Regions from separate parts of the Homo sapiens genome. Here regions 2, 3, 4, 5, 6 and 7 are each linked to region 1. Evidence: chromatin loops called from intact Hi-C (ENCODE). Cell type or tissue: HCT116. All regions are shown on one strand.

The links. Peaks named below come from ENCODE experiments on the same cell type or tissue, not always from the same donor. Only the 100,000 strongest peaks of a DNase experiment are listed, where the experiment ranks them.
Region 2: it touches region 1 in a loop (5-fold over the local background); 4 of 110 quality-filtered maps call a loop at or near these places.
Region 3: it touches region 1 in a loop (13-fold over the local background); 108 of 110 quality-filtered maps call a loop at or near these places.
Region 4: a loop joins it to region 1, with 2.6 times the contacts of the local background. A loop is called at or near these places in 40 of 110 quality-filtered maps.
Region 5: it touches region 1 in a loop (4-fold over the local background); 108 of 110 quality-filtered maps call a loop at or near these places.
Region 6: it touches region 1 in a loop (4-fold over the local background); 63 of 110 quality-filtered maps call a loop at or near these places.
Region 7: a loop joins it to region 1, with 16 times the contacts of the local background. A loop is called at or near these places in 26 of 110 quality-filtered maps.

The regions. Positions count from the first base shown.
Region 1 is chr17:77,084,704-77,088,703 of GRCh38, forward strand. SNHG20 (small nucleolar RNA host gene 20) reads left to right here and starts at 3,940. Exons shown (of 3, transcript NR_027058.1): 1 at 3,940-4,000. It also overlaps a transcript of SEC14L1 not described here. RefSeq lists enhancers at 3,346-4,000, 3,812-4,000. In HCT116, CTCF peaks have their summits at 1,970 (motif pointing right) and 2,171; DNase peaks (open chromatin) are centred at 2,008, 3,688 and 3,958; H3K4me3 peaks cover 941 bases; H3K27ac peaks cover 1,245 bases.
Region 2 is chr17:77,471,940-77,475,939 of GRCh38, forward strand. The region is part of intron 3 of SEPTIN9 (septin 9); the gene reads left to right. Among named protein-coding and RNA genes, the nearest start is that of MIR4316, 77 kb to the left of the region's middle. RefSeq lists enhancers at 1-24, 1-611, 1-127, 488-617, 612-1,317 and 3 more. In HCT116, no CTCF peak of the experiment used is centred here; a DNase peak (open chromatin) is centred at 2,122; H3K4me3 peaks cover 1,857 bases; H3K27ac peaks cover 2,781 bases.
Region 3 is chr17:77,245,408-77,249,407 of GRCh38, forward strand. No RefSeq gene overlaps it. Among named protein-coding and RNA genes, the nearest start is that of LACAT1, 6.4 kb to the right of the region's middle. RefSeq lists a silencer at 1,707-1,882 and an enhancer at 1,768-2,618. In HCT116, a CTCF peak has its summit at 1,823 (motif pointing left); a DNase peak (open chromatin) is centred at 1,774; H3K4me3 peaks cover 825 bases.
Region 4 is chr17:77,195,956-77,199,955 of GRCh38, forward strand. It overlaps SEC14L1 (SEC14 like lipid binding 1), which reads left to right. Exons shown (of 17, transcript NM_001143998.2): 8 at 247-356. It also overlaps the pseudogene CYCSP40. Among named protein-coding and RNA genes, the nearest start is that of LACAT1, 56 kb to the right of the region's middle. In HCT116, no CTCF peak of the experiment used is centred here; no DNase peak of the experiment used is centred here.
Region 5 is chr17:77,254,593-77,258,592 of GRCh38, forward strand. LACAT1 (lung adenocarcinoma-associated transcript 1) reads left to right here. Exons shown (of 3, transcript NR_188630.1): 2 at 3,070-3,174; 3 at 3,741-4,000. Among named protein-coding and RNA genes, the nearest start is that of LACAT1, 2.8 kb to the left of the region's middle. RefSeq lists enhancers at 1-733, 2,981-3,638, 3,639-4,000. In HCT116, a CTCF peak has its summit at 2,355 (motif pointing left); DNase peaks (open chromatin) are centred at 609 and 1,029; H3K4me3 peaks cover 1,443 bases; H3K27ac peaks cover 1,903 bases.
Region 6 is chr17:77,212,890-77,216,889 of GRCh38, forward strand. SEC14L1 (SEC14 like lipid binding 1) reads left to right here. Exons shown (of 17, transcript NM_001143998.2): 16 at 425-603; 17 at 1,029-4,000. The coding sequence ends at 1,134. Among named protein-coding and RNA genes, the nearest start is that of LACAT1, 39 kb to the right of the region's middle. In HCT116, CTCF peaks have their summits at 1,984 (motif pointing left) and 2,191; a DNase peak (open chromatin) is centred at 2,032.
Region 7 is chr17:77,493,563-77,497,562 of GRCh38, forward strand. SEPTIN9 (septin 9) reads left to right here. Exons shown (of 12, transcript NM_001113491.2): 11 at 3,753-3,804. Among named protein-coding and RNA genes, the nearest start is that of MIR4316, 99 kb to the left of the region's middle. RefSeq lists enhancers at 2,865-3,414, 3,415-3,962. In HCT116, a CTCF peak has its summit at 1,567 (motif pointing left); a DNase peak (open chromatin) is centred at 1,549.

The DNA of each region.
Region 1 (4,000 bases):
TGTACTCCAGCCTGAGCGATAGAGTGAGACCGTCTCAAAAAAAAAAAAAATTAAAGTAAGTAAAACATAAATAAAGTGGGTTCCTGAACCATGGGGACTTTGAGGAATGTCTTCCACTAGCTCTGCACATCTGCAAACTGCCGGCACCTCTCCTGCCCCCACCTGCTTCCTCTCAGCCCTGTGCAGGGGGATACTGTGGCTTTTGCCTTGCAATTAGGGCTGCCAGATAAAATATAGAACACGGGTTATATTTGAATTTCACAAAATCAACGAAGAAAACTTTTAGCGGGGCGCGGTGGCTCACACCTGTAATCCCAGCACTTTGGGAGGCTGAGGCAGGCGGATCACTTAAGGTAAGGAGTTCAAGACCAGCGTGGCCAACCTGGTGAAACCCCCATCTCTACTAAAAATATAAAAATTAACTAAGCGTGGTGGCGCATGCCTGTAATCCTAGCTACTCGGGAGGCTGAGGCAGGAGAATCGCTTGAACCCAGGAGGTGAAAGTTGCAGTGAGTCAAGATCGCACCATTGCACTCCAGCCTGGGTGACAAAGCAAGACTCTCTCTCAAAAAAAAAAAAAAAAAAAAACCCAAAAAAAGAAAGAAAGAAAATGTTTATATAAGTGTGTCCCTGACTCCCTGCATACAAAATTGTAACAAAACTATTTATTTATGTATTTTTTGAGACAGAGTCTTTCTGTGTCACCCAGGCTGGAGTGCAGTTGCACAATCTCAGCTCACTGCAACCTCCGCCTCCTGGGTTCAAGTGATTCTCCTGCCTCAACCTCCCGAGTAGCTGGGACTACAGGCGCCTGCTGCCATACTCGGCTAATTTTTGTATTTTTAGTAGAGACGGGGTTTCACTGTGTTGGCCAGGCTGGTCTTGAACTCCTCACCTCAAGTGATCCACCAGCCTCGGCCTCCCAAAGTGTTGGGATTACAGGTGTGAGCCACCATGCCCGGCTTCCCTATGCTTTCTTTTTTGTCTTTTTCTTTTCTTTCTTTCTTTTTTTTTGAGATGGAGTTTCGCTCTTGTCACCCAGGCTGGAGTGCAATGGTGCGATCTCTGCTCACGGCAACCTCCCCTTCCTGGGTTCAAGCAATTCTCCTGCCTCAGCCTCCTGAGTAGCTGGGACTACAGGCACCCACTGCCACACTCAGCTAATTTTTGTATTTTTAGTAGAAACAGGGTTTCACCATGTTGGCCAGACTGGTCTTGAACTCCTGACCTCAGGTGATCCACCTGCTCAGCCTCCCAAAGTGCTGGGATTATAGGCATGAGCCATCATGCCTGGCCTCTCACCACATTCTCTCTGGCAGCAGTGCCAGGACCTGCTGGCAGGGTCTGTGATGTAGCAAGCATCTGGCCAGGAAGGAGATGTGTATCTCTGTTTCCTGCAGCCCTCCCAGCTCCGGGGGATTCATCCTCTCTCGTCTGGGGAGGTGGGGGCAAAGGTTCCTGCTGCAGACCTCATCTTCCCGATAAGGCTGAGGATGCTGACAACACCCTGCCTTTAGAGAGAACAGCCCCACTCAACAGAGACCAGATGTGTTCATCGAAAGGTGTGTAACAAATAGCCCAGGGGACACAGGATATGTCAAACAATTGGCACCGGAGAGCATGTGAGAAGAAACTGTCACCTGGGACCAGAGCTGGCTTCAAAGGGCAGGTGTGCTCTGCTGGAGTGCGGATGCGCGGAGTGTCTGGGAGCTGGGCTGGGCAGAATGGCTGGAGCAGGGGTCTGTGTGGGCACCAAGGTGATGAAAGGCGGTCAGATCAACAGGGCCAGGACAGGTAAGGGTGATTTGTTGAGTTTTGTTTTTTCCTAATGAAGCAGAAATGGAAAAAGAGGGGGAAAGCAATCGTGTGGACTCTATCCTGCAGGTCAGACAGGCAGCCCCGGAGAAGACCTGCTAGGTGCACGGCTGGCTTGTTTCTAACATCACCTGTGGTCAGCAGCGCCACCAAGAGCCACCACCAGGGGGCAGAGGTAGGGCCATGTAGTAGACGCCTGTAGTTTTCGCCTGTCCAGGACGCCTTCACCCCTGCTTCCTTTGAGAAAAGTCCCTCTCCCACTCCAAGTGGTACTGACGGGGATCACCCACACAAAAGAAACCTGGAGGCTCCCCTCCTGGGGCACCCGGCTTCTGCTCCAACCAGGTGAGCCCAATGCCTGCCTGAAGCCACTTGCGTTGTTTACAAACCTGTTTACTCCAGTTAAGCTGATTATACAATTATATCCTTTCATTCTTATGTAAACTCATGAAATATGGTAAAACAAAACAGAACTGTAGCTCCTCCATCAAAACAAAAATGTAAGTTAAATATTTCCAAGTTAATAAAACTAACAGTATGTATTGTTGAATGTGAGTGAGACAACTCAAAGACATTGTGAAGGAGGTGCGGTCATAAAAATCTCGCTCTGTCACCCAAGCTGGAGTGCAGTGGCACGGTCTTTATTTTATTTTATTTTATTTTATTTTTTGAGACGGAGTTTCTCTGTTGTTGCCCAGGCTAGAGTGCAATGGCGCAATCTCGGCTCACCGCAACCTCCACCTGCCTGGTTCAAGCAATTCTCTTGCCTCAGCCTCCCAAGTAGCTGGGATTACAGGCATGCACCACCACGCCTGGCTAATTTTTTGTAATTTTAGTAGAGACGGGGTTTCTCCATGTCGGTCAGGCTGGTCTCAAACTCCCGACCACAGGTGATCTGCCCGCCTTGGCCTCCCAAAGTGCTGGAATTACAGGGTCGAGCCACCATGCCTGGCCTCAGTGGTGCAGTCTTGGCTCACTGCACCCTCCGCCTCCTGGGTTCAAGCGATTCTCCTGCCTCAGACTCCCAAGTAGCTGGGATTACAAGTGTGTGCCACCACACCTGGCTAATTTTGTATTTTTAGTAGAGATGGAGTTTCACCAGGTTGGTCAGGCTGGTTTCGAACTCCCAACATCAAGTGATCCATCTGCCTCGGCCTCCCAAAGTGTACCTGGCCTTTTTTTTTTAATGGTTATTTCTTGGTGATATGTTAAACAAGGGGTGGATTATTCATGCCTCCCCTTTTTAGACCATGTAGGGTAACTTCCTGACGTTGCCACGGCATTTGTAAACTGTCATGGCGCTGGTGGGCGTGTACCAGTGAGGGCAACCAGAGGTCACTCTCATAGCCATCTTGGTTTTGGAGGATTTTGGCCGTCTTCTTTACTGCAGCCTGTTTGATCAGCAAGGTCTTTATGAGCTGTATGACCTAGCAATGCATCCAAGTAGGTCTCAGCTTTATTTTACCCAGCCCCTATTCAAGATGGAGTTGCTCTGGTTCAAACGCCTCTGAGACAAGGTCCAGCAATTCTTCCTTGGTTGTGGGATTAGACTCAGAGCAAGATTCCTGTTCGTTGCTTCCTGTGCCCACAGACAGTGAACTGTCGGGAATCTACCAGGTCTTTTGGAGCAATAGGCTTTTCAGGGGGTATCCCAATAGGCCAGGACGGCCTGCATCTTCACGTAGCCCCTCTGCTCTTGAGCTTTCTCCTTCCTGCCACCTGGGGTGGTGGAAAGGGCATTGGGTTTGGAGCAGAAATGACTTAGGTGTGAACCCAGCTCTGCCACTTCCTGGCCGGCTGTGCTTGGAAAAGTAACCAAGCATCTCCGGAGCGCCCCACTTCTCATCTACAAGACAGGAGTGGTCTTTGCACTTAATTCAGAGGGTTGCATGAGGAGTAGAGAGATAATGCTTTCACGGCTCCAGGAACCCAGCGGGCTTTCAAGAAATGGGATGTTCCTTCTGATTCCCTCGCTCCAGGGCCCTCCCCTCTGGCCCAGGCTCTAGTCCCCATTAATCACACCGCGCGGGCTGCGACCCCTTTAAGTCCGGCTTGGATGACCCAGATCCAAAGTCATCGACTCTCTAGCTGCTATCTCTATGGTAAGTTATCACTTCCGGCCGGAAGTTGCTGACGGAGCTACTTCCGCCCAGGGGAGTGGGAAGTAAGTGGAGACACGTGCTTT
Region 2 (4,000 bases), 390 kb after region 1:
AGCAGAAAACAGAATATAAAATAGCCCCCCCCACCACACACCGCACCAGAAGTCAGAGGATTCATCCTTGGCCTGCCCTCCCTGCAGCCTAAGTTCTGAGAGTGGCTCTTTAGGAAGTGAATGGTGATGGTTTGCAGGTCAGAGCTTGCTCTGGCCCAAGATTGATGTCTCAATAGGCCGCGGAGCCTGGGTGAAAAAACTCAGGCTAGGGAGGTGGTGGGTTGCAAATGAAAGAACAGAGGAGGGCCTCTTCCAGAAAGCGGCGGGTGGTGTGAGGAGCCCTTGGACCTTGTCCAAATTTGACTTTACCGACTGGGGCCAATTGAAACCGTGCTGGCAGAAAGGCAAAACTGCTTGAGATTCCTTCCTCCACAATAGAGGAGAGGTTTGCTTGAAAGGGTTTGGCGAGGGAAAAGCTGGAGGAACCTTGGCCGGCAGTAAAAGTGGGGACCCCCGCCCCCTGCCTCGGGGGCGCCTCGGCCCCTGAATGAATGAAAGAGGAGGCTGGATGGAGACAGACTCACACCACCTGTCCCTTCCAGGTCCTGCAAAGGAGCACACAGGGTTCTTGTTGGCTCTTCCACCTTGTTAGTCACCAAGAAGGAGAAAACACCAACAGGGGAACTGTAAAGCTGCAGTTTTGTTTAAGCCCCATAGTGGAAACCGGAAAGAGCTCCAGCTCGGAGAAAAATGCAGCTCTTTGCCTTTGCAAATCCGTGTCTTTCTCTGGGAGGCCAGAGCCATTGTGCTCGATTTCTAAGCAGGGTTTCAGAGTGTCTCAGGAGGGGAAGGCAGAGTCTCAGATTTCCGGCATCCCAGGTCCTAACCAGGCTTTGAGGAGACGCTTCCTGTCCCATACAAAGTGTGAAGTGTAATTTGATTTGGAGTTAGTTAACAAATTAGATGAGCTGTGTGCATTTTAAAAATTCAGTCCTTGATCCCCCACCCACACACATTTGCACAATTTGGTCATTTATATTCAGTGTTTCCATCTTTAGAAGAGAACAGGAAGTCCCCAGTGACATTTATGGAGTGTTTGTAGTAGCTTGGGTAGGTCAGTAGGAACACAATGCAGTGAAAAGCAGAGTTGAGATGGGAAAATATCCTGTTTTCAGAGCCCCCCAGGGATGACATTCCTTATCGTCTCTGTCCACCCGCTCTGGAGTCCACTCCGCAAACAGCAACTTGTTCTCACTTGAGAGCTTCCTCCTGCCGGAGCTCAGGGATGGAGAGCAGCTGGCCTCAGTCTTCTCCTCTTACCTCTTTGTTTCTCAGACTCATCTTCCACCTTGAATAATTGTTTTTAACCTGCTCTCCCTCTTCTCTAGCTGTAGAACCCAGAACTTTGTGTGTGTGGTCAAAAGTTTAGAGAGTGCTGCAGGTAATGCTGAGATAACCCTATTAAATTCTGTAAGTTCTCATCACACCAAGTTTGTTTGTTTTTTTTAATTCTCATTTTATTTTATTTCATTTTATAGGGATGGGGTCTCGCTACGTTGCCCAGGCTGGTCTTGAACTCCTGGGCTCAAACGATCCTCCCGCCTCGGCCTCCCAGAGTGCCAAGTTATTTTTTTAACTGGGATCCACGGGCCTAGGGATTCTTTGATGAACCGTTCAAAATACGTGTGTGTCTGTCTGTCTGTCTTCAATGTATACTTTTCTAGGGAGAGTCTTTACTTTTCACCAGAGGTTTGTGGCACACACATGTCCTGTACTACTGTATCAGATTGTGAATTCCTTACATGTTAAAGACTGCTTCAAATCTGTCCGGAAGTCTCGGCTAATAAACATTTAAATAAATGAACTTCAAATTCCCATGTGCCACCACTGTTTTCATTCTGACTACTCTCAAGCCTGTAGTGTCATCTTTTTGTTACTGTGAAGTAGACACTCAATAAATACTTGTCAAATGAATCAATGTTATGGTCCTGGTCCACTAGGACCCCAGGATCATCGTCTACCATTATTGTCTATAGTTTCTTTACCATCTTGTTCCAGAGCAGTTCTTTCTCTGAGGTCTGCTCACCTCTGCACGTGTGTCTAGTTTCCAGCCCTGTCGCCTTACCATTCTCTTTCCTTTACCTGCATTTCCTGAACTGTTAATAGTTAACAATAGCTTCTCCCTCCACCCACTCACTCATACCTGAAGTGAGAAGTCATCATTGAGGTCTCTGTGGATTTTGTCAGCCCAACCTGGGGCGGCCTCCTGGAGGTGGAGTTTTCAGATGAGGGATGGACATTTTGGTGTCTGCTGGGTAGATCTACCTGGGAGCTTTGGCAGGGGCCCCAGGGCAGCTCTGCCTCTTTATTTTGGCTGTGGGACCCCTGGTGCACTAGGGTTTCTCAAGTAAGCATCTGTGTCCTGGGAGAGCCATAGGCAGGCCTGAGAGGGCCCCTGGAATCTGGGACCCCCAGCCCGGCCCAGTAGCTGGTACCATCATCTTTCTTGCAAGGGAAGTTATGGAAACTAAGATGCTAATGTGCTTTGATAGGCCTGGGGTGGCTCTAAGCCCTGGGAAGAGCCCTGGCAACTTTCCCTGGCTGGCGGGTAGAATCTTCTCCTGGCAGTTCAGGGCTCTGCCTCCAGCTCCCTGGGGGAGAGCAACTGAGGGAGGAGCTGGAGGCCAAGGCCTCAGTGCTGAGCTGCCTGCACCGCAGCTGCACCTTCTGGGTCCTGGCTGCAGGAACCCCATACTTCTCCAGCCTTTCCATGGTTCCCGAAGACCTGGCCTGGGGAGGGGGTCAGCAGCCTGGGGCTCACCTACCTGGCTTCAAATCCTGGCTCTACCGCTTACTCGCTTTGCGACCCTCATAATTGACAAAAGCCCTCTCGGTCTCGGTTTCCTTATCTGTGAAATGGGACAATAACAGTGGCTACCTTATAGGATTGTGTGATGATCCATCAGTTATAATAGCTCCTGAGCAGCGTTTAGAGTAACACCTGGGGCTCGGTGCAGTGGCTTATGTCTATAATCCCAGCACTTTGGGAGGCCAAGGTGGGAGGATCGCTTGAGGCCAGGAGTTTGAAACCAGCCTGACCAACATTAGTGAGACCCACTCTCTAAAAAAAAAAATTAGAGTAACGCCTGGCACAGAGAGCCCCCAGTAAACCTCGGCTGCTGTGATGAGCTTTGTTTCTTCATTTGTTCATTCATTCACCAGACTTTTTGCCGGGGCTTGCCGTGAGCCCTACGCTGCTCTGAAGAAAGCCGGGCTGGGGTGAGCGTGATGGATGAGGTGTCTGGCTTCACAAACCCTGTGTGGGGGGGTTGTGGTGAGAGGAAACCGCACACATCATTATTCAGTTACCATCGTGGGGAGACTGTCTGGACGCAGAGAGCAGGCTCTGTGTGGGAGCGGGGAGGGCAAGCCCTGGTTGCGAGGCAGGGCTTCCCCAGGATTCAGCAGGGATCTGAAGGACTTTGCAGGCACCCAGGGAGATAGGAGAGGAGGAGGGAGCAGCCCTGGCCGGACACTGTCCTCCTAGCATTGCCTGCATCAGGGACTCACTCAGCTTTAAGAAGCCCCTTTGTGGGGGACAGGGAGCATCTGTTAGTTTATAGGACCTGAAGTGCCCCCATGGGCTCAAGTTTCTGGGAAGGCCTGCAGGTGGCCGTAGGGCTGCCGCAGGGGTGCTGGCCCCAGGGTCTGGATTCAGGGGAGCCTGCAGAGGGAGGGCAGCTGGAGGCTGCTCCAGTGTGCATTGTTACGAGGCAAAGTAAGGAGACTGCTGGGCCCACGCTGGGCCGGGGTGGATGGAGGCAAGGAAGTCTTCGCCGGGGCAAGGGCACCAGCTGTAGATGCCGGCAGCTTTCTCCTGGACACGGGCCTGGAAGGCTGACAGGGTGTGGTGAGTGCCACCGGCTCCCCTGCCGTGGCCTGGTCAGTGGCTTCACAGGCCTCCGTGGGCAGGAGGAGGATGACCTTGCATTCTGCTTGGCCACCATTGGCAGTGACAGACAAGGTGTGTGGGGATGTGGCCATTTCGGTCCGTGCTCTG
Region 3 (4,000 bases), 160 kb after region 1:
GAAGGGTTTCAAGTCATTTTGGCAGGACACGGCGGCACGCACAGCCCGCCCAGACCTAGACCCCTCGCTCTCCTCCACAGAGCCCCAGGGAGCAGCTGTGGGCTTCCCTGTGGCCGAGACCAGCCTTTGGCCTGGTGTGTGTGTGTGTGTGCATATGTTTATATGAGTATGTATGTCAGTATGTGTATGAGCATGTGTAAATATATATGTGTATATCTGTGTACACATTGTGTGCACACATGTGTATGTGTATATGTGTGCATGTATGTGTCCACGTGTATGTGCATGTATGTGTACATATGTGTGTATGGATGTGTGCATATGAGCATGTGTCTGTGTCTGTATGCCCATGTGTATGTGCATGTATGTGTACATGTGTGTATGAATGTGTGCATATGAGCATGCGTATGTGTGTGTGCGTGTTTACGTGTATGTGTGCATATGAGCATGTGTATGTCTATGCAAGTGCGTATGTGTCCACGTGTGTATGTGTACATATGTGTATATGTGTGCATGAGCATGTCTGTGCATGTCTATATACATGTATATGAACGTGTGCATATAAGCAGGTGTATGTGTGTGCATGTGTGTTTATATGTGTATGTGTGCATATGAGCATTGTATATGTATGTGTGTGCATGTGTGTTTATATGTGCATATGAATGTGTGCATTGAGCGTGTATGTGCGTGTGTCTGTGCATGTGTTTATGTGTATATGAATGTGTGCATATGAGCGTGTGTGTATGTGTTTATATGTGTATATGTGTGCATATGAGCATTGTATATGTATGTGTGTGCATGTATGTGTGCATGTGTTTATATGTGCATATGAATGTGTGCATTGAGCGTGTGTGTATGTGCGTGTATGTGCATGTGTGTTTATATGTGTATATGAATGTGTGCATATGAGCGTGTGTTTGCATGTATGTCTATGCATGTGTGTTCATATATGTGTGTATGAATGTGTGCATATGAGCATGTGAATGTGTGTCCCTATGCACATGTGTATATGTTTGTATGTGTGTTTGTGGCATGTGGCTCTGGGGACACAGGGCTATAGGTGGTCCCATGACTCTTCTCCATCTCATCCCCGTGACAGCTGCCCCTACCAAGTCCTGTGCTCCCTCTTACCTCTTCCCTGGGATGACAGTGGTCACTTTCCCCATGTTTTGGATGGGGCCTGCTTGTCCCCAACGTCCTTTAGCACGAAGGGGACAGGTGTCCTATTCCTGTGAATGGCCGGTTACCTTCCAGGTGCGTTAGAGTGGCTCCTCTAACCAGCCCTGCAGGGATCTTATTAGATCTTATTAGAGTGGCTCCTCTAACCACCCCTGCAGGGGGGAAGTGAGGAGCCGCAGGGCTGTGGAGGGGTCCAGGTGTCACGGCCAGGACTTGTACCCGAGCCCGACACGGGCGGACCCAGGTGTGCGGGGATCCAGCCCAGGTGTGCCGGTGGCGGCCGCCCCCACGGAACCACCTGGCCCGCTCGGGGACCCAGGTGTGCTGAGAAGGGGGTACTGGCGTTGGCCCGGCGTGAAAGGTCACCCTGCACCCCCGCACCCAGGTGAGGCGGGCGCGGGATCCCGGTTGCCACAGGCATCGGAGCGGCCGGGAGCGGGGGCAGGGGGAGGCAATGAGAACTCCCGGGGAGGGGGCTCGCAGGGGCCGCATCGGACGCCTGGGCCGGCGGGGCAGAGGGAGGCGCCCTGCTCTCCGGTCCCTCCCTTTGCCTCCCTCCCGCCCCGGGCGCCGCCTGCGGGAGCCGACTCGTTCCAGGGGAGGCAGCGCCACCTGCTGGAGTGTGCGCGTCTGCGCACCGGGCCGGGTTCCGCAGGTCCTGGGGCTGCGCCCGAGACCCCCGACCGAGTCTTCGGCGCCTCCAGCGCTTCCCCGGCGTCTTGGGCTGCGAGGGGCCCTTTCCGCAGGGCGATGTTTTAGCAGTTCTGGGAGGAAGGGCCCACTGCCGTTGCCCTCTGAGGACCGAGGCCGAGAGCCTGGAGGGCGTGGAGAAGGGTCTGACCGCCGGCTCTGGTCCTCGGGCTCTTGGCGACAGCGACCTCCCTCCTCCTCCGGGCGATGGTGACGGGCGCTCTCAGAGTGGCGGCCACACTAGGCGCAGGGCCGTCTTCCAAGTGTGTGGTCCTCTCAGACCTATGGAGTTGGTGCTGTTCTGGCTCCCTCTTAAAGAGCGGGAAACTGAGACACAGAGAAGTCCCACCGCCGGGGGTCGGGGTGGGGAGGGCCTGGGATTGGAACCCAGGCATGCTGGCTTGTGTCACCTGTGGTTCTCTCTGCCTGAAGATTTTTTCACCTGCCTAACTCATGAGCTGCTACTTACCCTTTGGGTAGCATTAGATGTCGCCTCCTCCAGGAAGCCCTCCCTCCCCCTCCATGTGAGGGTGGGCGCTCCTGCTATATGTGGGCCTACCGGCCCTCTGCGGGCTGGATCATCACAGTCTGTTCACTTGTCTGCCTCCTACCCCTTGACGTGGGCTCCCAAGGATCATTTGTGTCTGTCTTGTTCACCTGCCCTTTGTAGTGAACCAAACCTTTAAGTGCACATTTTAAAATTGATTTCCAAGGGGGCTGAGAGCTATGGAGGAAGAGCCAGGTCAGAGAGTCATCAGAAGCCCATATTTTACAGGATGTGGCTGGGGGCCCCTCTGGGGTGCCCCTCCAAGGAAGATGCTGAGCTGGACCTGGAGCACCGTGGAGGCAGGACCATGTCTGCCATGCTCAGAGATGGGTGCCAGGGGCGCTGGCTTGTCACTCAAGACTCCCCACTCCATCTGCCCTCCCCCACTCTCCCACTAACCAGGGGGGACCCACCTGCACCTCTGGTCACCACTCATGCTCCCTGGTGCTGGGCACCCCAGGGACAGGAAGAGGGCTGGGTGTTCCTGGCTCCTGCACTGCTTCCCAGGCCTGATCCCCATCTTTCTGCACCTGCCTCCCACCCATCAGCTTCCGCTAGACTGGAAGCCTCCAGAGGGCAGGTGCTGCCCCTCTTTCCCTTGTGCCTGGATTCCGTTGGCATCTAATCACAGACGAGGGACTGTGTCCCCTTCTCCACCTCCGTGGAAACTGTGTCTCACTCTCTATTCCAGGCCGAGCTGTCCATCCTCTGCTGGAAGCCTTGTGCCATCAGCCCTCACCTCCCCCTTCAAGCCTAGACATTCTCTCTCCTGGCGTAAATATGTTAACTCAAGGTTCTTTGCTCTAAAACCAAGGAGTTGTCTCCTCTCCCAGGTCCACCTCCTCTCTCTCGTGAACTCCCTGCCCCTCCACCTCATCCCTCCTCCATGACCTCCCCCTACTCACCATCTGCCCCTTCTGCCAACCCAGCGAGCTGCAGCTCTCCCTGGCATGTCACTCTCTAAACCTTCTGTCCCTTGGTTACGAGTGCAGTTCTCGCCTGGATTTCTTCCCGGCTCTTTGACTTCTCCCCAACCCTTCTTTTTCTGTTTTCCCCTTAAATGTGGACATCCCCACGTCCAGGACCTGGTCTCTGGCCCTTCTCCTCTGATTCATCTCAGTGGCGTTTCTCCCAAATCCCCGATTGCAGCCACAGCCACATGTCAATTAGGTCACCTCCATGTCCCGGCTAAGACGTGCCTCCTGGCCCCTGATGCGCCATCTCCCAGATGGAAATGCCATCATTGTATTTTTGCTCTGTCCCCACCAAAGGCAACACAAAGCATCTCCATCTGTTCCTTCATGTTCCCTACTCAGTGAATGACCGCTTATTTACCCACTGGCCCAGGCTCAGCTTGGATGTCCCCGGGCCGTCGTTTCCAGATCTCATCTTCAAATCCTGGCGATCTTCGCCCAGGAGCTGTGGACTCCTCTTCTCTGCCTGCCGCCCCTGCCCTGTCCAGCGTCCACCTCTCCCAAATGGCCCACTGGGTCCCTCCCTCCTGGCCCCCCTGCATCTAGGAGCAGCCCTCCTCCAACAGTTGGAAGGGTCTTCCCAAAACACAGATGAGACCTTGTCATCTTG
Region 4 (4,000 bases), 110 kb after region 1:
AGGTAACTCAGTGGTAATCAGGGAAAGATAATTGAGTCAGAAAGTGTACCTGTGGTTTAGTCAGTGATTTGATCTCAGAGCCTATCCCTCAAGTCCTCTAAGGAATCTGGTTTACATCTGCCATCTCTGCGGTTTCATGTGCCTCTAGGACTCTAGGACCACACGTTAACTCCACTGAGCACAAAGACTTTGGGAGCCTAAAGCTCCAGTGTTCTTTGTTGTAAATAAATGTCACTTACATTCCAGACAAACTAGATGCCGACTACATCAAGAGATACCTGGGCGATTTGACTCCGCTGCAGGAGAGCTGCCTCATTAGACTTCGCCAGTGGCTCCAGGAGACCCACAAGGGCAAAGTGAGTGTCAGCACCACACCCAGTGTGCAGGGCCAGAGCTACGTGAAATCATGGAATCTCTTTCTGTCATAGTCACCAAGAGTGATATTCCCAACTTCCACGGCTGGGAATGTTTCTTCCAGTTTAGAAGTCATTGAATTTATGTCTCTGTGGAATCTAAGTCGTTTATAGCAAGTGATAATGCATGACTAACTGCATTTTTCTAGACTTTACAGAGCAAGGTCTGGCTACAAACAGTGTCACGTCACAAAGCAACATGTGTTCCAAGTATTCACACATTCAAATTTTCAGAAGGTGTAAAAAGAGTTCAGAGATTTATCAGAGATTAGAAATGTTTGAGCTTTAATTTTCAGGTTTTTGGTGAAATTTTAGCCTCATAAAGGTGTAAATTTTTATGGTAAGCCTTATGTAGTGAGCAGAGCCTGGTATGTGTCTAGCGAGTTATTGGCATTATTTAGTAAAGGGAAACTAGGCATTGCATGTATTTGGCCTGATCTCTAATTCTGTCAGCCTGCTTACTAGAAACCAAATAACTGAGTGCTGTTGAATACCAGTCATCAAGAAAACCACTGCAGTGATGATGGCCACCGTTTGTTGTCTTCTTACCATGTATTAGACACTGTTTTCAGGTCTTTATTCCATCCTTCCGGCAGCTCTCTCTGCTGCTGTTTTTCTCACTGGTTTTACACGTGAGGAAACTGAGGCACAGAGCAGTGAAGTAACCTGCCTGAGGTCTCACAGCCAGCGAGTGGTGGGGTCAGGATTTGAACCCAGGCCATTTTGTTCCAGAACCTACATTCTTAACCACTTCCACGTAACTGTGGTCCTTTCTGAGTGAAGATGATGCCACGTCAGTAGGCCACATGCTTTTGAGTTATTTCGCAGGAGTTGGGGTCATGAATAGCTCATGTTCCCACCCCCTTCTTGTTCTGACGGACCAGCCTCTTGAGTTGGTAAACACATGGCCACGGAGGAAGACACTTGGTCCACGTGACACTCGGAACACGGCCTTGGCCTTGTTCTTTATTCAGGGAGGCCAACCTGTTGATTGACAGTAATGGAACCTGGAGAAGATTCCTGCGTGTTAGTCAGCAATACTGCCACATCATGAAAACCCAACATGCTTTTTTTGTATTCTTTTTCTTTAATCTGTAGTTTTTGTTTTTAATTATCTTAAGTCTTATGATCACTCATAATTTTTAACTTTGTGTATATCTTCTCTACTTTAATCTTTCTAATGAGTTGGCAAAAGCACCATTGCCAGTCACGTAGACACATGGTAGTTCTACAGTTTTATGTTTTTGAATTTTTTTTTTTTTATATATGTATACAGAGTCTTGCTCCGTCACCCAGGCTGGTGCAGTCTTGGGTCACTACAATCTCTGTCTCCCAGGTTCAGGCTATTCTCCTGCCTCAGCCTCCTGAGAGCTGGGGTTAGCTCTGCCACCATTGCTGGCTAATTTTTGTATTTTTAGTAGAGAACAGGGTTCCACCATGTTGGCCAGGCTGGTCTCAAACTCCTGACCTCAAGTGATCCGCCTGCCTTAGCCTCCCAAAGGGCTGGGATTACAGGCGTGAGCCACTGGGCCCAACCTCGAATGACTTTTTAAAGACAATGCTAAATTATAACTTAGTCTGACTTAAGTAGTAAAGAATTCAAAAGTAAAGTTTAACTTGCTACTATTTCTTGTCATACTGACTTTTAAAAGCATCTGACCTTATAGATTGTCTATAAAATGTGAGAAGTGTTAAATATTCCTTATTTGATATTACACATAAACTACACTAAAATGCCTTTTAATAAATAAAGGGAACCATTTTAGATACAGGAAATTCTAATTAGATTGGCATAGTTAAGGCCAAAAATATAAAGTAGATATTGCTGCCTTATCTTCAGCCTTTGCCTTTAAGAGGCAAATAAATACAAAATACAGGTGAGTCTTGCTTGGTTCTGAGACAGTGAAGGGATTTCCTCAGTATTTAAATAGAGTCATATGGCCAGTTATGTAAACCCAAATATAAAACCAATCTCCAATAGGCTTTAAGATGGCATTTACGATCTTTGTGAAAGTTGAACATTACTAGCGAAGTCCAGTCACATCTTTAGAAGGGGAAAGCAGTGTAGCGTTACTGAATCAGAATTATTAAAATTCAGAAAACCGAACATAGTCCTTTAACCACAAGCCAGCCTTAGTTAAATCAGGATTGCCCAACCAAACTATTCTGATGATGGTTCATGATCTGAATTCTGGTGTATGAGATCTCTTTTTTTTTTTTTTTTGAGACGGAGTCTCGCCCTGTCGCCCAGGCTGGAGTGCAGTGGCGCGATCTCGGCTCACTGCAAGATCCGCCTCCTGGGTTCACGCCATTCTTCTGCTTCAGCCTCCCCAGTAGCTGGGACTCAGGCACCCGCCACCACGCCCAGATAATTTTTGTATTTTTAGTAGAGATGGGGTTTCACTGTGTTAGCCAGGATGGTCTCGATCTCCTGACCTCATGATCCACCCGCCTCGGCCTCCCAGAGTGCTGGGATTACAGGCGTGAGCCACCGCGCCCGGCCATGAGATCTGTTAAATTATGATATGCATTAAAAAGTCATGACATTTCTGTTTTGTAATAAGACAGTGACCAATTATTACTCATTAGAAGGTTTTTTGAGATAAACTTTCAAGTCTGCCCTTGCCGTCTTCTTTCTTTTTTTTTTTTTTTTTGAGATGGAGTTTCGCTCTTGTTGCCCAGGCTGAAGTGCAGTGGCGCGATCTTGGCTCACTGCACCCTCTGCCTCCAGGTTCAAGTGATTCTCCTGCATCAGCCTCCCAAGTAGCTGGGACTACAGGCGTGCACCACCACGCCCGACTAATTTTGTATTTTTGGTAGAGACAGGGTTTCTCCATGCTGCTCAGTCTGGTCTTGAACTCCTGACCTCAAGCAATCCACCTGCCTTGGCCTCCCAAAGTGCTGGGATTACAGGCCTGAGCCACCACACCCCGCCAGTGAAGACCATTTTTGTTCCAGGGATTCTCCAAATACCCCATCAGTGTGTCCTCACTCCAGGTGATGCTTTTGTTCTTATTGGCATCTGTGTATAAGAGAATCCAGCAGCCTGACCTGTCGTCTGCCCGGAGAGACGGTGGAGATGTGGCCCAGTCTTGTGCTTGCTTCCCTTTTCCATGGTGTGGCACTGGGCGGCACCCTTTGGAACAAAAATCTTGCCTTTCTCAACATCATCCATGTTTAATTCTCTTTTGTCTCTGGCACTACGAAGGTTTCCATTCAGAAGCCAGGTGTCCTGCTCTCTCTTTATTCTAACTTTTTATTTAAATGCAGTATGTATACAGAAAAGTGCAAGGATCATAGTCATTCATAGATCCGTTCATAGAGTTGAAGCATTTGATGTTTAGGGAATTATTTATGCCTTTGCTCTACTTTGCGGAAACGAAAATGAAATACTATAAAGATTATTCAAACTGATAATGCTGATTTTCTCTAGAGTAGTAAGGGAGATGTTTCTGGTACCACCTCATTTTTAATAGTATAATAGTGCAGCTCACTGTTGATTAGAAGTGGGAGTTTCAGGCCAGACATGGTGGCTCATGCCTATAATCCCAACACTTTGGGAGGCCAAGGCAGGAGGATTGCTTGAG
Region 5 (4,000 bases), 170 kb after region 1:
TGTTATACTGCCCCTGGCAGGAGGGCAAGGCCCTTCATGGGAGCCATAAGCTGGAGACCTAACAGAGCTCGCAGCTCGGCCACAGGGCTCTGTTCCAGGGGCATTGGCCACTGGCTTCCAGTACCTGTTCAGCCTCCCAGCTCCTTGTTGCCTGGAATCTCCACCACTGATCAGCGTGTAAACACCTATGTGGGGGACACGGGGGCAGGGGGGTCCAGGAAGGCAACTTTTGGGGGATAGGGTGGGAAGAAAGAGGGACCTCAGAGGCCAGTTCTTCCCCATCCTACTCTATTTCCTCCTGTAACCATGGGAAATGTCTTTCTGTGCCCGATCCTGTATGGGGTGCGGATGGGGCACACAGATGAATCAGACCCGGCCCCCTCTTTGTGCCAATTCATAAGCACTTCATCCACGGCTCAGCCCTGTGAAAGAGCTCCTCGGGCCCAGGAATGCAATACAGTGAGAACACTTTCCGGTCTTGCCTCCAGGTGACGATTCAGCACACAGGAAGGTGGCCCTGCCCAGGGCCAAGCTCTCTCTCAGTTGGCACCTGGCCAGGTGAGGGGGCTGCTCCCTGTCACAGAATAGGAAGCTGAGGCCCGTGGGGCCTCATAGGCACACAGCATGGGGCGGCAGACTGGGCCTCCTGACCGTCAGCGCTGTGAGGCCGATCTTCTTGCCCACTGCGGAGGCTCAGCCCCTCCCCTGCCCTCCAGGCCTGTCCTGCAACCACTCCACCTCTGCTGCTGGGGCCTGTGTGTGTCCCCCAGCTCCTCCTGCTGGGGCCTGTCTGTGGCTCCTGGAAGGTGTGACCCGGGTCACCTGTGGGCAGAGGCCTCACTCACACCCCCGGCCTCTCATGTTGCCATCCAGCTCTGTCCTGCTCTCCCTCCCCCAGTGGGGGTTTAAGCTCCTCGTGGGCTGCCTCCCCGACCCCGGCGCCCTCTGTCTCCACGGAAGCCTGTCATTTCCGAGGCCTGAGTCACCACTGGCTGGTTGCAGCCGGGTCAGCGTGCCACCCGGCACGAGGCACAGACATGAGCTACTGGGTCCTGCACCCTGTGGTTAGGAGCTCAGAGGCCTCTTTCTAGGGGACGTTGCCAGTGAATAAGTCTTTCAGGGCAGAGGCAGGGTGGAGAAGAACCACTCCTCTATTCCCTTACCCTCCCACACCAGGAATCGCTGGGCTCCCTGTGACCAGGGACTTTCCCAGATGCCTGGGATTTTGGATGAAGCTGGAAAGCAGAGAATGCCCATGTGCCTACTCAGTGCAGACAGGGTGCCCGACGTGCCTACTCAGTGCAGACACGGTGCCCGACGTGCCTACTCAGTGCAGACACGGTGCCCGACGTGCCTACTCAGTGCAGACAGGGTGCCCGACGTGCCTGCTCAGTGCAGACAGGGTGCCCGACGTGCCTGCTCAGTGCAGACAGGGTGCCCGACGTGCCTGCTCAGTGCAGACAGGGTGCCCGACGTGCCTGCTCAGTGCAGACAGGGTGCCCGACGTGTCTGCTCAGTGCAGACAGGGTGCCTGACGTGTCAATGTTGGACATCTCAAAAGGTGGCATACGGTCCCAGCAGAGAGCTGCAGTGGGGTTACGGGCACAGACCGGGAAGCATGCTGCTGCCAGGAACTGAATTTGGGCTCCCCTGCAGAGAAGCTGTGAGACCTCAAGCAGGGGACTTAAGCTCTCTGTGCTTCTGTTTCCTCATCTGTGAAATGGGTGCTAGAGGAACTGTGATGAGGTGTCAGTGAATCTGCAGCATAAAGCCCAGAGCCAAAGCCACTTGCAAACGAGGGCTCATATCAGAGGGGCTTGCTGGAGGCAAGTTTTGAGGAATAGAGATGGGACTGTGAAGGGACTCAAGCCAGGATAGGGGGCCCCCCGAGCACCCCTGGCAAAGGAGCCTCTGCTGGTGGTTTTCTGAACTCGAGTCCTGGCCCCAGGCAGAAGTGGGGAGCTTTCTTGGGAGGGCTTGGCCACCTCGGCTGGGGCTGGGTGCAGAGAGGCAGCAGCCCTGCCCCTGGAGCCTTCTGAAGGGTGGCTGGAGCTGCCTGGGCAGGTCACCCTCCACATTTCCAGCGTTTCCCAGGGAAGGGTGCTCGAAGTTGCCATGCAACACCAGGAGGGTAGGTTCAGGTGGGAGGCTCATGAAGGGCTCGCTGCCTGGATGGCACTGAACCACAAGGACCAGCAGCTGGGGTGGGTGGGGCTGCCTGGGGGAGGGGTGCCCTGGAGGATGTCCTTTGCAGGGGATGGGAGAGAGGAGGCATGTATGAGGGTGGAGGGGAGCAAGGAGGTAGAAGGGCTGATCCCTACTACTGCCCCCTGCAGCTTGCCATCAGATGTGAGACGGAAGTTTTGACTTAGACTGGTTTGGTTATTTTAATATGGGACAGCAAGCCTGGATTGGCCAAGATGAGATGGTTCATTTGCTGAAGCTAGATGAACAGCTTTGGGAACTGCCTAAGTTGTTAACCAAAGTGATGAAGGAGGCCCATAGGGTATGAGGGAAGGCCAGAATGGAATCCATCCCCATCACCTCCTCCATCCCCATCACCTCCCCACTTCCTTCATCCCCATCACCTCCTCCATCCCCATTACTTCCTCCATCCTCACCTCCTTCATCCCCATCACTTCCTCCATCCTCATCACCTCCCCATCTCCTTCATCCCCATCACCTCCTCCATTCCCATCATCTCCTCCATTTTATCACCTCCCCCATCCCCATCACCTCCTCCATCCTCATCACCTCCTCCATTCCCATCATCGCCTTCATTCTATCACCTCCTCCATTCCCATCACCTCCCCACCTCCTTCATCTCCATCACCTCCTCCCCATCTCCATCACCTCCTGTCACCTCCTCCATCCCATCATCTCCCCACCTCCTCCATCCCCATCACCTCCATCCTCATCATCTCCTCCATTCCCATCACCTCCTCCATTCTATCACCTCCTCCACCTCCACATCCTGAGCCACTTCCCCTCAGCTTCATTTCCTGAAACAGCCCCTCCTCACCCTCTCCAGCTTCCTTTCCTTCACCTTACCATGCTCCTTTCTGGAAGGCACCACTCCAAACCGTCTCCTTGGAAAAGCAACTTCAGCCCCAGTGCCTGTCCCTGCTACACCCAACGTTCCTGTCTGGAAAAGAGTTGCTCTTTATTCAGCACGTGAGTTCCTGACCCCCAGATAAGGGCCAGTGCAGCCGGGGAGGGAAGCATTAGTGCTGCCGGGTGGAAGGTGGACGGCGCCTGGATCCAGACCCAGCAGTGCTCATGGGGCCAGGCCTGGTGCTCGTTCTTTCTCAGTCCTTAACGCCACCTTGCAAGGTGGGGATTGTCCTCCCATCTGGCCATGAAGAGCTGAAGCAGAGAGGTGCAGTCGCTCATCTGCGCTCACTGGTCAGTGGGTCGCTGCGTCCCCAGAGGCCCCTGGGCAGGGTGGGCGCTGCGTCCCCAGAGGCCCCTGGGCAGGGTGGACGCCTCTGCAGGTGCCCGCACAGGGGCTTTCTCCTTCACTTGGCCACACTCAGCCTTTGATCTGAAACAATGAAAGCCCCTGAGTCACTGGTCCTTCCCGAGCCCGTGTGTGGCCCACAGCAAGGAGCTGCCTGTCCCAAGTTCGGGGGGTTTCTTTGGCTTACGCGGATACTGTATGTGAGTGTTGGCAGAGCAGCGTGAGCCTCGGCCTGCAAACTCAGGACGGCACCAAGCCCCATCGCCTTGGTATCTTCCAGGTGGACCCTCAGCCTGCTGAGTGGACAGGAAACCATCTGTCATTTAGGGTTCCTGCTCCCAACTCCCCCCAACAGCTGTCACCACCACCGTGGTTGTGCAAAGGTCCCAGGCCTTTCAGAGTGGGCCCTGATCACTGTCCATCCTGGCCGGGTCTGCTGAAACAAACATGGTCACAATCTCGTGGTACTTTCTGCCTCGTGGCTCTGTGTCCACACTGGAGAGACTAGGACCCAATCCTGGGGCCCCTCCCACAGGCGCC
Region 6 (4,000 bases), 130 kb after region 1:
TGACGGCTCACTTTAGGGTGACGTGCCTTCAGCCCCGAACATGCTGGATGATTGGCAGCATGTCAGAGAAAGTGAGGCCAGGTCCAGGGAAGCTGTGCTGAGCCCTCCCTCCAGCATGGGTGCCACCAGCCTGCCAGGCTCCTGCCTCCGTAGGTGGGGTGGGCTGGGCAGGCCTCGTGAGGGCCACGGACATGGAGCTTGTCCCTCCGGGCTTCCCAGCACCCGGGAGTGACCACACTCAGTAGAGGGAAGGACATTGTCAAACCTGCTGCTGAAGCAAAATAGCAGGTTCTGAATCCCATTGAGATAGTTTCCGTAGCTACATGAAATCCTAAAGACAGTCCCCTTGGCGCTTGTCAGGCCTGTGGTAGGCCAGGGGTCGGAAGCGAGTCGCCCTCAGCTGCCACTGCCCTACTTGTTCTAGGGTTCCCATGTGACCAGGTGGCCGGGCTTCTACATCCTGCAGTGGAAATTCCACAGCATGCCTGCGTGCGCCGCCAGCAGCCTTCCCCGGGTGGACGACGTGCTTGCGTCCCTGCAGGTCTCTTCGCACAAGTGTAAAGTGATGTACTACACCGAGGTGATCGGCTCGGAGGATTTCAGGTGCGGCCACCCTCGCCACAGCAGGTGCTGCGGACAGCTGGGCATGGTTGGAGGGAGCCTGCAGTCCCACGCCGTGTGCAGGATCAGCAGTGGCGGCGGGTGTCAGGAATGCTTGGAGGGCCAGGAGGGAGTGGCTTTGGGGTCATTTGTTGGCACGGTGACTCCCTGCCTGTCTGCAGAGGGAGAGTGTCGGAGACAGAGCCGACTGACTGCCTTTGCTTTAGCTCACACTGCCGTCTGCGTGCAGGCTGTGGGAAGCCGGTCCCCCTGGTGGGTTACTCATGTCCATCCCCCGTTTGCAAGCACTGATGGGGATGAGAAGTGAGCAGAGAACAGGGTGGGCCACGAAGTCCAGCAGGCAGTGTGGGCCGGCGGGTGGTTGGCAGGGTGGTCCTCACGCCTCGCCCCTCCCTGTGCCATTACAGAGGTTCCATGACGAGCCTGGAGTCCAGCCACAGCGGCTTCTCCCAGCTGAGTGCCGCCACCACCTCCTCCAGCCAGTCCCACTCCAGCTCCATGATCTCCAGGTAGTGCCGCGCTGCCTGCACCTAGTGTGCAGAGGGGACGGCCGCCCCTCCTCGGACAGCCAGCTGCACCCGCCCACCCAGCGGCGACATTGTACAGACTCCTCTCACCTCTAGATAGCAAATAGCTCTCAGATGGTAAACGTAGTCGTTTGATCCCAAAACTACCTTGGCAGGTAGTTTTAACTCTGATCCTAACTTAACTCAATAGCCATAGATTTTGTATACGTTGTGCACAAAATCCAACCAGAGCGCAAGGGCTCTCTTGAAAGAAAAGTAGTTTCTGTACCAATTAAAGGATTGACGTGGTCTCAGATATTGATGCAAAAAATTTTTCCAACGAACTCCGCATTGTCCATTAGTGAATGAATTCCTGTGACATCCTCCAGAGATGGCCCCTCCTCACCTGGGACGGAAGCTGCCAGCTCGCTTCCCCCAAGCTGCCTCATGGCCCGCACGCCGCCTCACGGCCCCCATGCTTCCCGCCAGTCAAGATGGTCTGTGGACTTAGGGCCAGCCCTTGAGGTCCTTATCCTCTGAGGATTCAGAGGTTGCCTGCGGAGTACCTTGTCCCAGGGCCAGACACACCCACACCACCCACTGTCCTGCAGTGGGGCCGGGGGCTCAGGAGGGGCTCTCAGGGACTCCTGGTGACTCCAGGAAAATGCTGCCATCGTTAAACATTACTTTCTCTTTCCTCCTTTTCAAATCTTTTTGATACTTTTTAGAGCAGGATTTTTCTGTATGTGAACTTGGGTGGGGGGGTTCTTCCCGTTTCCTTCCGTGCGTCGCCCCTCTCACCTGCAGTCAGCTCCCAGCCCAGTGTAGGCCATCTCCTCTGTGCCCTCTGGTGGCTCATTGTCCTCAGAGCCCAGACAGTTCCAGCCACTAGGAGGCCGTCTTGGAACCAGCAAGTCGCATTTGCCACTTGACACTGTCCATGGGGTTTTATTAGTAGCTAAGCAGCAGCTCTCGCATCCACTTCAGGGTGGCGTGTGGCATGTAGGAGTCCTGCTTCTTTGTACATGGGAATTGTGGACTCATGCGTGTGTGTGTGTGCATGTGCTGTGTGTGTGCATGTGTGCATGACGGTGGGGGTGCTGGGGGGACGGGGTGAGTGGAAACTTAGTTTGAGTAATGAAGGAATCTTCACAGAAGCAAATCAGAATATGGGATTTGTTTGCCTTTTACATTTTGTTTAATTCCTGATTTTAAAGCCTGCTCTATCTGGTACAGGCCCTTATTTTTTCAGCTTTTTATGGGAAAAGCAGGTTATTTGAGAATCTGTCCAGAAGTTGCATAGGGGATGGCCTCCACGATAAGGACATGCAACACGTGTTTCTGTGTGCAGCAGAGGCCGTGTTTTTCATGCCAAACCCCACGCGGCTGTCAACTGTGTGCGTGGTAGGCATGGAGATCCTGGTTGTGCCGTCTCAGCTCCGCTCTGAAGGCACTGTGTGGGTGCTGCGTGACTGGAGAGCTGTGTGGAGGCCATGTGTGCCCCGTGCAGGGATCAGGAGGGCGGGGGAGGGACCGAGCAGCCCTCTTGCCCGGTCGGGTCAGCCCTAGTGGCTGCCTGCACACTGTAGACGTCCCAGGGCCTGTGCTGTGATCACCTGCCTTTGGACCACATTTGTGTTTGCTCTTAGAGATCGAGCTCCTCAGTGGTACCTGAAGCCTTTGCTTCCGGAAAGCGCGGTAGGGTTCGTAGGTAGGGCTAGTAGGTAGGGTTAGTAGGTAGGGCTAGTAGGTAGGGCTAGTAGGTAGGGTTCGTAGGTAGGGTTCGTAGGTAGGGCTGGTAGGTAGGGTTAGTAGGTAGGGCTAGTAGGTAGGGTTAGTAGGTAGGGTTCGTAGGTAGGGTTCGTAGGTAGGGTTCGTAGGTAGGGCTAGTAGGTAGGGTTAGTAGGTAGGGTTCGTAGGTAGGGTTCGTAGGTAGGGTTAGGTAGGGTTCGTAGGTAGGGTTAGTAGGTAGGGCTAGTAGGTAGGGTTCGTAGGTAGGGTTCGTAGGTAGGGCTAGTAGGTAGGGTTAGTAGGTAGGGCTAGTAGGTAGGGCTAGTAGGTAGGGTTAGTAGGTAGGGCTAGTAGGTAGGGTTCGTAGGTAGGGTTAGTAGGTAGGGCTAGTAGGTAGGGTTCGTAGGTAGGGTTCGTAGGTAGGGCTAGTAGGTAGGGTTAGTAGGTAGGGCTAGTAGGTAGGGCTAGTAGGTAGGGTTCGTAGGTAGGGTTCGTAGGTAGGGTTCGTAGGTAGGGTTCGTAGGTAGGGTTAGTAGGTAGGGTTCGTAGGTAGGGCTAGTAGGTAGGGCTAGTAGGTAGGGCTAGTAGGTAGGGTTAGTAGGTAGGGCTAGTAGGTAGGGCTAGTAGGTAGGGCTAGTAGGTAGGGCTAGTAGGTAGGGTTCGTAGGTAGGGTTCGTAGGTAGGGTTCGTAGGTAGGGTTAGTAGCGCGTCTGTGCTGCTTCCACCTGGTGCTTCCTGTTCCCAAATCACAAGGGCCTGAAGGTGGTCCCTGCTTTCTCTTTCTCTTTCTCTGTGTCTCAGATGGCGATTTTGCTGACAGCTGCCAAGAAAATGCTTCACTCAACAGTCCTCATGTGCCCAGAGATGTTTATAGAACTGTTTGAATTGCAGCCATCCCCTGCCCCCTCCCAGGCTGAAGATCTGTTCTTTTTAAGTTGATTCGGGAGTGGCATTCTTTTATACCCAAAGACTGTAGTGCATCTTGAAGAGCTCAAAGCACATGACCGCACAAATGCTTACAGGGTTTCCTCCCGAGTAATCCAATCTCACTCCCCTTGTAAGGGAATTCTGGGGCAGCTATGGTTTGAGTATGCAGTTTGCATCGTGTTTCTACCTTTAGTACCTTGCCACTCTTTTAAAAC
Region 7 (4,000 bases), 410 kb after region 1:
ATTTTCACAGTTCCAGAGGCCAGAGGTCCGAAATCAGGGGCTGTTTCCTTCTGAGGCCCTGAGGACCAGCCTCATCCATGCCTTCCTCCTTCTGGTGGCGCCTGGCATTCCTAGTTGTATTGTAAAGGCATCACATGCTCTAATCTCTGCCCCATTGTCACAGGGCCTTCTTCCCTGTGTCTCTGTCCCGTCCCTCCTCTTCCTTTTTTTTTTTTTTTTTTTTTGTTTGAGACGGAGTCTCGTTCTGTCACCCAGGCTGGAGTGCAGTGTTGCAATCTCAGCTCACTGCAACCTCTGCCTCCTGGGTTCAAGTAATTCTCCTGCCTCAGCCTCCCGAGTATCTGGGATTACAGTCACGTACCACCCACCTGACTTAATTTTTGTATTTTTAGTAGAGACAGGATTTCGCCATGTTGGCCAGGCTGGTCTTAAACTCCTGACCTCAGGTGATCTGCCCACCTTGCTTGGCCTCCCAAAGTGCTGGGATTACAGGAATGAGCCACCGAGCCTGCCCTCTTTCCTTCTTGTCTTTGGACAAGGATGCCTGTCTTTGGACTTAGGGCCTACCCTAAGTGGATGATCCCATTTGGAGATCCTTAATGAATCTATAAAGAAAGACGTTTTCCAAGTAAGGTCACAATCATGGGTTCCAAGGCCTGGACCTTGACCATGTCTTTGAATGGATGGGAGCCCCTGGGGGGCCACAGTTCAACCCACTCCTGGCGGTGACACCCCGGGAGGGATGGGCCCGAACGTTTCCTTCCCCTTCCTCTCTCTGTCCCTTCATTTCTCATTAGAATGGAAGAGGGGAAGGTGCAGAGGGAAATGCAGCAGGAAAAGCCACTTTGTTCTGGGAGAGCACTTGGCTGAAAGGCCCAGTAGAGCAGGAAGCACAAGTCTCTTAATCTTCCAGGGCCTCAGTTTTCATCATCCACAAAGTGGGTGCAGTGTGCCAAGATTTTAGTGAGTTGAGAGACTGTCCCAAAGACCACAGAGCTTTTTGGGAAGCTGTTGCTCTAAAAAAATGGTCATAATGACAATTACCAGGAGGCATCAGACACTCCTGTGCCACTGGCTAGACATGGGTTATCTCGTTTCATGTCCGAAGCTCCCCGCACCCACCCTCCTTGCAGAGTTGAAGAGGTGCTGTGAGCAGAAAACCTGCCAAGGGACCCAGAACGGGAGGCGGCTCTAGAATCTACAGCTCCAGCCCTGCACCAGACTCCCTCGAGATGGGAGTTCATGCCTGGAGGAGGGTGTGGAGAGGCACACGGGCCTTTCCCCTGTCTGCACTCCTCCCCTACCACCACCCCTGCCGGGCCCACCCTGCGGGAGCTGCCCAGCTGGGTGCAGCCTGGGTGTTTTCCAGTATCCGCCTGTGGTGTCAGGCTGGCTTGCCTCCCCTTGGCCCCTCTGCCTGCAGTTCCTCTCTTCCTCTCTGCCCAAAGAGTTCTTGCTGTTTAGGAAACTTTTTATGAAAGGCAGGTTTGGGAGAGTTAGGGATGGATGGGCCTGGGACGGGCCGGCGGCTTTGCTATGGGCGTGCCTCTGCTGCACCCTGGTGGCCAACCTTGAGTACCGCAGGTGGCCGGTGACAGAAACTGTCAGGAAATGCACAAGAGAGAGGTCCCCGCACCTCTCTGACCTGTGCGTTGTTGAGCACCACTGGCTCCAGCTGAGGAAGAGTCTGGAACCTGTCAGGACAGTTGTGAGGTGGTGGGGCCCACTTTCCAGCAGTCTTATATGAGGACCCTGGAAATGTGCCTTCAGCACTGCTGGGTTTTTATATCAGGGGCCCCATGAGTTCATAGCTGACCTGACACCCGGACTAGTAAGGGCTGTGCCTTGTTCTTGCCTCCCACTTGGTGAACAGCATCTTGAGGTATCTTTCCCATCCTTAGAAACCACCCCAAGTATTGTCAATAGAAATGTGGGGTGTAATTGATCACGCCATGAACTCATTTAATCCTCATGTCCCTGAGAGGCGGGTGACGTTATTATCCACATTTTATGGATGAGGAAACTGAGGGAATGAGAGTAACTTGCCCGAGCCAGGGAGTGGCGATCACACACTCCAACTCCAGCCTGAGAGCCCCATTCTTCCTGCCGGCTCTCGCTGCCCGTCAGTGTTAGATGAGAGTGCTGCTGGTCAGTCTGCAGGAGGTTCTAGTGTGGACACCGCCCTACACAGGGCCGTGGCAGGAGGGCCTAGGCAAAGGCAACCGGCATAGCACTGAGAGCACTTGAGGGCTGGGCAAGGTGGAGGCCCCGGCCCTGCCTGCTGGCCTACCAAGTAAAAACTAGACATTTTTAACTTGGGGAAAAGCCATGTGGCTCTGCGATGGGGCAGCCTGGAGCCAGGTGTATGGGTTCTGCATCCCGCTCCAGCCTTATGCACTGTGGAGCTGAGACAGACACAGTTCTTGCGTTCTCTATGCCTCATTTTCTTTTCTTTTCTTTTTCTTTTTCTTTTTTTTTTTTTTTGAGACGAAGTTTCACTCTTTTGCCCAGGCTGGAGTGCCGTGGCGTGATCTTGGCTCACCACAACCTCCACCTCCTGGGTTCCAGTGATTCTCCTGCCTCAGCCTCCTGAGTAGCTGGGATTACAGGCGCCTGGTACCAGGCCTGGCTAATTTTTGTATTTTTAACAGAGACGAGATTTCATCATGTTGGCCAGGCTGGTCTCGAACTCCTGACCTCGTGATCCACCCACCTCAGCCTCCCAAAGTGCTGGGATTGCAGACGTGAGCCGTGGTGCCCAGCGTCTACGCCCCATTTTCGTAAGATAATGGGGATAACAAAGGAATCACAAGAGACACTTGCAGGTGTGTGAAGACGAAGTTCATCACATGGGAGGGCACCGGGTGTCTTTATTTGCCTTCCCTGCCCGGCTCCCCACCTCCAGTGATGCCGTTCACTGCCCTCCTTGTTAAAAGGCCTTCTGTTATATAACAGTTACACATGCCAGGCACCGCGTGTTCATATAGGAGTTACGAAGCACAGCAATAAAATGACCACTCTGAGATGGCCACCAGCTCGAGCCCGAGGGCACTTGTGGGTGCCCGTGGTCTCCTGCCCAGTCTCCCTGAGAAGTGGCCACTGTCCCGAGCTTGGGCTTGTATGTATTGTGTGAAGTGCACATGTCCCTGAGCAATGTTTAGCATTGCTGATTCTTGAGCTTGTGAATGGTCGTCCACAGTACGTAGCCCCTGTGTGTGTCCCTGTGTGTGTGTGCTCTGAGCGCACACAAGGTGGATGGGGCCGTGGGGGTAACACCCTGTGGGCCACAGGTTTTCTTTAAAATCCCAGCTCCGATTCCTGCTTCATCCCATTCCCAGCAGCCCAGCCCCCTGCCTGTCTTCAGGCCCCTGCTGGGACGTCCTGCTCTCCCTGGTCACCCCAGTGGTGCGGGGGCCCACTGCCCTGGCTTCTCCACTGTGGCTTCCTTCCATGCTCCTATTTGGCCTGGTCACTGTGCCATCTCCCATTAGCCAGGAACTTTCTGGAGAGCAGGAGCTGAGCTGTCCAGGAGCAGGAGCTGGTGCTGGTCACTCCAGTATCCCCCAGACTGAGGGCAGTGCCAGGTGTCCTATACTCAGCTGCAGAGCAGGTGGTTCCCCTGCCCTCCTGCCCATGGGGCTGCCCTCAGACTCTGCTTTTGGCACCAGCATTTCTGGGCAGGGGGAGAGAGGTGGGGTCCGGGCAGAGTTTCTCCACTGGGACATTAAAGCCCCTCCTGTCTCCTCTCCTAGTTGAAAACACCACACACTGTGAGTTTGCCTACCTGCGGGACCTTCTCATCAGGTGAGAGACAGGGTGCTTGGGTGGGGCTGACGGCTTCACCCCTAAGAGGGCCCTACAGCGGGTGGGGGCAGTGGGTGTGGGGCCGAAGCCCTGGGCAGAGTGGGTGCCCCCTGCCACCTGCCTGCCCTGCCCTCGGGAAGATCTTGGAAGCCCATCTTCTGAAAAAGAAAACCCACTGGGAAATGAAGCAGGCAGT